Linked DNA regions of Mus musculus: region 2 is linked to region 1. Evidence: chromatin loops called from intact Hi-C (ENCODE). Cell type or tissue: heart. All regions are shown on one strand.

What was found. A loop is a pair of places that touch in the nucleus more often than their neighbours do. Peaks named below come from ENCODE experiments on the same cell type or tissue, not always from the same donor. Only the 100,000 strongest peaks of a DNase experiment are listed, where the experiment ranks them.
Region 2: it touches region 1 in a loop (2.6-fold over the local background); 1 of 42 quality-filtered maps calls a loop at or near these places.

What each region holds. Positions count from the first base shown.
Region 1 is chr2:167,923,184-167,927,183 of GRCm38, forward strand. No RefSeq gene overlaps it. Among named protein-coding and RNA genes, the nearest start is that of Ptpn1, 7.1 kb to the right of the region's middle. In heart, a CTCF peak has its summit at 2,004; DNase peaks (open chromatin) are centred at 988, 2,148, 2,858, 3,418 and 1 weaker place; H3K4me3 peaks cover 1,178 bases; H3K27ac peaks cover 1,432 bases.
Region 2 is chr2:167,996,898-168,000,897 of GRCm38, forward strand. Ripor3 (RIPOR family member 3) reads right to left here. Exons shown (of 22, transcript NM_001080708.3): 3 at 3,404-3,550; 4 at 347-425. Among named protein-coding and RNA genes, the nearest start is that of Ripor3, 12 kb to the right of the region's middle. In heart, a CTCF peak has its summit at 2,458 (motif pointing left); no DNase peak of the experiment used is centred here; H3K27ac peaks cover 1,506 bases.

The DNA of each region.
Region 1 (4,000 bases):
ACCAACCAACCAACCAACCAACCAACCAATCAACCAACCAAACAAACAAACAAACAAACAATCAATAACAAAATAAAGAGTTCAAGATCAGCCTGAGCTCAGGGGAAGACGCCGTCTCAGAATGAAAGGCTGAGAGGATGACTCTGAAGTGCTGGCCATGCAAGCATGAAGACCTGAACTCAGGCAGTTGGGGTGGGGTGGCAGGGAGAGAAGTCCAGGCTGGGTGGCATGCTTTTGTAATCCCAAAGCAGGGGGGACAGAGTCAGGCCAATCCCTGGGGCTTGCTGACCTGCCAACCCTGACACCTTGGTGCGTTCCAGACCACTGAGACGCCCCCCCCCCCAAACCAGGTAGTCAGCATCTAAGGAATGACACCCAAAGTTTCCTCCAGCCTCCACACGCATATGCACACACCTGGACATGCACACAAACAGGAGAACCAGGGCCCAGCCAGACCACAGATCTGTCCAGTTTATGTACAGCACCCCATGGCTGCTATACAACAGAAGTAAACAAGCCAGTAAGTAGCATCCCTCCACGGCCTCTGTATCAGTTCCTGCTTCCTGTCCTGCTTGAGTTCCAGTCCTGACTTCCTCTGGTGATGAACAGCAGTGTGGAAATGTAAGCTGAATAAACCCTTTCCTCCCCAACTTGCTTCTTGGTTATGATGTTTGTGCAGGAATAGAAACCCTGACTAAGACAGTGGGTAAAGGCACTTGCTGCCAAGCTTGATGACCTGAGTTCAATCCCCAGGACCCACGTGGCAGGAGGAGAGCGCTGATTCCTGCAAGCTGCCCTGATCTCTCCTGGAATGGCAGGACAAGACTACTCCATTTTCAAAGACAGAAACTGCTCAGACAGTGTTCCCGTTTGGGGTTTTAATAAAATGATCCCAGAGCCTCATGTGTCTGGACACTTGGCTCCCAGCTGGTGGTGTTATTTGGGTGTTGTGGAATGGGGTGATACGGTCAGACTGGTGAATATCAGGTGTGTGGTGGGCATTATGGGATATATATATCCCGGCCTTGTTTCAGGTCCTGTCTCTGTTTCCTGATTGGCTGAGAAGTGAGAAGCTGTACTCCCTCTGCCCAGAACAAAGCCATGCCAGGCAGGATGCCTCTCCCACTGTGGTGGACTGTACTGTCTTCTTTCTTGGAACCATGTGCCGCAAAAAATAAAATAAAATAAAATAACCACTACCACCAACAAAACCTCTCTTGCAAGCCGGGCATGGTGGCACACACCTTTAATCGCAGCACTTGGGAGGCAGAGGCAGGTGGATTTCTTGAGTTCAAGGCCAGCCTGGTCTACAAAGTGAGTTCCAGGACAGCCAGAGCTATACAGAGAAACCCTGTCTCGAAAAACAAAACAAACAAACAAAACCCTCTTGCCCCTTAAATTGCTTCTGCCAGGTGTTTTGTCTCCGAAACAAAAGAAAAGTCGCTAAGCCAATACCTTTCAAAACCGTGACCATTAGACTACTCCTCTGAGACCAGCTATTTGAAGAGGGCTGGTGACCTAGCTCAGTGGTATAGCACTTGTCTAAGGTGCACAAGACCCTGGATTCAATTACCCAAAACTGAAAAAAAAAAAAAAAACTAGAAATAAAAAATGATTTACAATTTCAAGACAACGAAAGTACAGCCCATCAAGGCTACGGGCAGAGCTGCGCAGTTGCACAGGTTGTGTGTACACCCACAGAGCCGGCAGCGGCAGGATGTAAGGTACAGTATACATTAGGACGTTTGAGAGCTAGCCAACAACCTGCACACTTGATAGGCTAAGAACCCAATTAACGCAGCCCTTGCTGCTAACTCGAGAGAGCAGAGCACTGGACACGCCTGTTCATTTAACTAAATCCTCATCGCTTACGTAAGACAGAAAAGGGTGAGAAACCCGCTTGCCCAAGAGCGCGCTTGCCCAAGGCAGCAAGGTTCCAGGATCCGGACCCAGAACCACTGTCTCTGGGTGGGGAAGTGCCCTGACCCTAGCGGGGAGGGTGAGGAAGTGCCCTGGCCTCTAGCAACCCTCCCAGACTCCACTTTTGCTGAAAGCGTGAGGCCAAAACTCATTTCCATCTCTGAGTTCCACTTCCCTCCTCGAACCGCTCCACCCCCCCATGCTTCTCTGCAGCCTTTCTCAGCACACACGTGACTCCCCCAGTTCCCCTAAATGCCGCCTCCTCTCGTCTCTTCTTACGAGACGGCCAGCTTGGGATTATATTTGTGTTTATTTATAATGGCCTGGAATCAAGTCTGAAATGTTTTCCGGCAGCAGAGAGATGGGAGAGTCTCTTTAAGGGTTTCAAGAGCCCAGTGAGGATGTGAGTGGGGCGGAGCTTCGGGTAGCCCCGCCTCCCTTCCTTCCGGAAAGGGTGCAGAGCTCATATTCACAGAACTTCAGAACCAGAAGTTCAAGTCCTGTGCAATTGTGGGCAAATTGCTTAACTTCCCTGTGCTGCAGTTCAAATGGGATTCCTAACAGAATAGATTTTAACACTGTTAAGTTAAAAAAATAAAATAAAATTTTGAGGCAGGGTCTCATGTAGCTCAGATTGAATTTGATCCCTCTATATAGCCAAGGATGACGCTGAATCTCTGGGCTGGCTATTACAGACGTGTGCCACCACACCTAGTTTTTAAAGTAATAGATGTCACCATGATTGGCATTTTCAGGGCCACTTGTGCTATTTTTAGAGCTCATGGGAAATCCTGGAGAGACTGTACAATGTCCTGCTTGGAGGAGGGCACAGGTACTTAGGTCAGACATCCGTCCACAATCAAACCCTGTTTTACTCTTCCAGAGATCGGCTTAGAGATGTCACTTGTCCTTCCTCCCTCCATGGGACTTAGGAGACTACACATCAGGATATATGCTGGAAGGGAGGACTGCTGGGCCATCCCTTTTATCTGCAGGAGAGAGCCCACCCAGGACCAAAGCCAGCACAGGGCCAGAGAGAAGGGGCTGAGGAGACACAGAGTCACGGTGACATTGCTCAAGCCCCTAGATCACGCTGTGCCTGAAGCAGGCAGCTTTTAGACTTCCTATTCTCAAGAGCCAATTCACTTCCCATTTTGCAAAAGCCACTTTCAGTTGGGTTTTCTCGAAGGAAATTATCTAGGCCAACGCTGAGAGGTTAAGCAGCTTGGTCCAGGCACATGGGCTGTTAGAAATAGACTCTGGGCTTGAGATTCTGAAGTGACAGCCATGTGCTCTCTGACCCAACCCGGGCTCCATGGTGCCCTGGGATATACAGATTGTACCTCTTCACTCTCTCTGAAAAAGCAAAACCGCTGGGAAAACTTAAAAGGACTTTGGAGTTTAATTGAGGCCCAGGCAACTGTAGGCTGAAGCCCATGTCCCCTGCTGCCAGCACTGGCTTCCCCGCACAGGTAATGCCATGTCAGGGACTGGCCAACCAGGCAGTCCAGATGCCCAAATGTGCTAGGGAATCTTAAGGCTCAGGGAGGTGGGACCATGCTCTTCTCAACCTCTGGGCTCCCAGCACTGGGTGGTTGAGCTGCACATTCCGAGGGACTCAGTCTATGAGAGGCAAAGAAGCCCTTGTCATCCTGACTTCTAAAACCTTTCCAAGGACTGGTGGGGGCGTGGGGAAAATGACTTGCAGACTTCCAGCTCAAGGGAGATGGTGTTGGGCAACACAGCCCAGCCCCACTTATTCACAGCATTTACAGTTAGTGGCCAAGAGAGGCTAAACACATCAACCAGACATGTAGTGTCATGGCACGTAGGAAAGGGATGGGGTTAGGGGTGGGAGTTATCGGGGGAGGAACAGGTTTGTCCTAGATGAAGTGACATGAGAATCCTAGCTTGCCAGATACCTTGGATCCTAAGCTCTGAGCTGTGCTACCTGTAGGCTGATGTCCCTGTCTGGGCCACTTGCTGACCTCATTCAGTCAGGGGTCAGCAACAGTACCACGCTTTGAAAACAGCTGTCCTGGACCGGAGAGGTGGCTCAGCGGTTAAGAGCACTACTTCT
Region 2 (4,000 bases), 74 kb after region 1:
GTTGATACACTGAGCCCTGAATCTGCCAAGACTGAGTCTGGGCTCAGACGGCACCTCGATGTCCACAGAAAACTGTCACCTTGGACACCACAACATTCAGGCTCAGTCTGGGGCAGGGGCAGGGCCTGTAGCAGAGAAATGGCCAACTTGCCTGAATAACAGATTTGTCTGAAGGGCAAATCTGGAGATCGGGACCATCGAGACCTCTGCAGTTGCCTGTCTGACAGCTCCTCCCAGAACCATGGCGAGGAAAGCTCACCACAAATACCACAGGCCTCTGGGTGGAGACCACTGACTGTCTTTTGGCTGCTGTAAGCTAAAAGCCATCTTCATCCCGGCCACTCACCAGCCTGGAGCCCCTCTGGGTGTCCGTGTGGCGTCCACACAGGTAGTCCAGTTCAGCCTGCTGCTCACACAGATGTTCCCTGCAGGGGAGGGAGAGGGGTGGATTTGAGCAGAGTGGGGGAGTGGGCTAGTCTTCCCAGCATACGGGTTGGCCAGCTCCCCTTATGGGGATTCCTCTGTTACCCCAGAAGCCCACAATTCAGTCTAGCTGTTACTAGTACGTTGTGAAGATGGCTATATATATATATGTATATATATATATAGGCAGGGGAAGTGGGGGGGGGGAGAGGCTGAGGAAGGCATGGTGGATAGAAGAGGGAGGGAGGCGGGGACCAGAGGCTGTGAGAACAGGCAGAAGGCTATCAGGGAAGAAGGAAGATGAGACCATGGAGCCAGGGGGAGAAAGGACCCATAGGAAGGGAGGACCCAGTGAAATGTTGAGTAGCGGAAGTAATGAAGACTGCAGCTGAGGTGAGAGTGGCACCTGGGAAGGGAAAGTCCCTTCCAGTGACAACCCAGGACTGGGTTCACTCTGACGATGTCAGGGCAGCTGGCTGTCTAACCACACTGGCCAGCTCTGCCCCTCCTCCCTGATCCTGATAAGAGGGGGCCCTCCAACCCAGATCCCAGAGTGCTGCAGAGGGCTTCTAGTGTCCTGGGTGGACAACAAGGAAGCAGGAACCCAGATCTGCCTGGCCAGGGCTCCCCTTCCCAGGGTTCCTTCCCTCCATGAGACCTCAAGACTCACACCTGTTTCAGGAGGATACCCAGCCCCAGCACTGTCTGACAGAACCTTAGCCTCTCCGACACTGAGCATTGTCTCAGTTAGACTGAGAATCTTGAAAACCTGCTCCTCTCAGGGCACCTTCTATCCTCCCTCTCCTTGGGTCAGGGTGGTCTCTGCTCTGCGCTGACATTACGGAACTTAGGTGCCACTGTATGTGGGAGATGCCTCCAGAGGCCATTCTCTTGTAGGGCTAAGGTGTGTCCTTCCTGCTATGATGGTTTCTGCCCCAATCCACAGTTCTCTCTCAGTCTCTCTCTGTCTCTGTCTCTATCTCTGTCTCTGTCATTGTCTCTCTCTCTCTCCTCCCTCTCTGGGTTTATCTAATCAAGATAAGAATGCCTTTGGCTGCTGGGCAGTGGTGGTGCATGCCTTTAATCCCAGCACTTGGGAGGCAGAGGCAGAGGCAGAGGCAGAGGCAGAGGCAGAGGCAGAGGCAGAGGCAGAGGCAGAGGCAGGCAGATTTCTGAGTTCAAGGCCAGCCTGGTCTACAGACAGCTGGGGCTACACAGAGAAACCCTGTCTTGAAGGAAAAGAAAAAAGAAAAAAAGAAAAAGAAAAAGAAAGAAAGAAAGAAAGAAAGAGAGAGAGAGAGAGAGAGGGAGGGAGGGAGGAAGGAAGAAAGGAAGGAAGAAAGAAAGAAAGAGAAAGGAAGGAAGGAAGGAAGGAAGGAAGGGAGGGAGGGAGGGAGGGAGGGAGGAAGGAAGGAAGGAAGGAAGGAAGGAAGGAAGGAAGGAAGGAAGGAAGGAAGGAAGGAAGGAAGGAAGGAAGGAAGGAGAAACCCTTTAGGGCTGAAGAGATGGCTCAGTGGTTAAGAGCACTGACTGCTCTTCCGAAGGTCCTGAGTTCAAATCCCAGCAACCACAAGGTGGCTCACAACCATCCGTAATGAGATCTGACGCCCTCTTCTGGTGCATCTGAAGACAGCTACAGTGTACTTAGATATAATAATAAATAAATCTTTTTTTATTTATTTTTGATTATTTTGTTTTTTGAGACAGGGTTTCTCTGTGTAGCCCTGGCTGTCTTGGAACTCACTCTGTAGACCAGGCTGTCCTCGAACTCAGAAATCCTCCTGCCTCTGCCTCCCAAGTGCTGGGATTAAAGGCGTGCTCCACCACTCTGGGAATAAACAAATCTTTAAAAGAAAGAAAGAAAGAGAGAGAGAGAGAGAGAGAGAGAGAGAGAGAAAGGAAGGAAGCAAGCCAGCCATTGGCTGCCCCAGCAGAGGAGGGACCCTGATGAGCCTGTTCATTTCAGTTCAAACTTGTCCTGTGGGGGATTCTCCTGCTTTCCCAGCTGGGACACCAGTGCCCCCTCCAGGCTGCACAGAGTTCACCAGGCTGGAGCCCAGCAACATCTATCCCTATGCAGACTAGAATCAAATCTCTTCAGCCGCTGTTTCCACGGCCACCTCTCTCCTCTCTCTCTCCTCTCCATGCCTGTTCCTCCCCAATCCACTCCTGGCTCCTCCTCACCCCCACCATGTGCAGCACATCCACCGCCAGTCTGCAGCTGTCAGAGGATCTCAAAGCCCAGGCCTGAAGGCCTGATTGCCTCCTTCCTCACCTCAGAATCTTCCATGGCTCTGTGATGAACAGCAAAGGCCTGCCACAGCTCCCATAGCCCTGTCCCATTGTCCCCTTTGCCTGCTTCCCTTGCACTAGGGTCCCTGCTCTCTGAGCTTCTGGCCTCTCTGTGGCTGTGCCATGGCACACCTGCCCAGGGACGTCCCTTTAAAACATGTTAGACTCCTCCCTGCCTCATCTGATTCCTCCACAGCACTTATACCGCCTGACATACTTCTCAGTACCTCTGTCTGTCTGTCTCCCACTGGAGACAGTGCCACACAGAAGGGCTTGTGTACTCCTTAGGCTCCAATAATTTGCCATTTGTTCTCACTTCTGCCCAGCCAATTGTCAGTCTCTGGTCCAAGTTCCCCTGACTGCCTCACCCCAACCCCACCCCAATGCTGTGTGAGCTGAGATCTGAGATCAGAGCACAGGCTCCCACCCAGAGTCTCTGCACGTGCCGCCTCTATACATGGGATGTCAGGCTCCAGAGGCCAGCATGGTGCTGACAGCCGTCTTTCACATCCTCGGCAGTCCCAGACCCGGTGTGACAATCCATCTACCATGAGACCAGAGACTGTCTACCTGCCTCCCTGCTATAGCTGAAGTGGCAGCAGCCATATGCCCTGTGTCTCTCAGACAGACCCACCATCCCCAGGGAGAGGTGGCAAGGGCACGGGGGGAGGAGCTGCTCCCCACTCACCTGAGGCCTCTCTTCAAAGCGTCAAAGATTTTCTTCACTTGTTGCGGCCGGGGATCCAGGCATAGCGAACCCTTGCGCAGTGTTCTGTAGGCCTTGGAGGACTTGGCTGGCAGCCGGGACCGCACAGAGTTCCTGTTGATGGACTTTCTGTGGGAGGGGACAGAGAGTCAGGACAGCTGGCTGGGCTCCACTTCCATCACCTCCACGATGAGTGGTCTTCAGAAAGCTGGGGTTCTTGGGGCCTCAGTTTCCTCATCTGGAAAATGGGAGGCCTGGGTTTGACAATGAAGAGGACAATAACAAAAGCTTAGCATCAGAAATCAGTGAGGATGCAGAGAAGCAGACAGATCCCATGAGTGGCAAGCATGCTCTGTGCAGGCAAAGCAGCATCCATGGGGCTGAATCCTAGCCCCGAGGTTCCTACAGGATGGAGAGAGAATCTCTGCACACTGTGTAAACGCATTTACCTGTCGACAAAAAAAGCCTTTGGCCAATGAGATCAGGCAGGAAATAGGAGGAGAAAGTTCCAAGTGAGATGGGTAGTGGGGGGGGGGTGTTCATTCTGGGAAAGAGTCAGGCATAGGAGATTCACCTGGA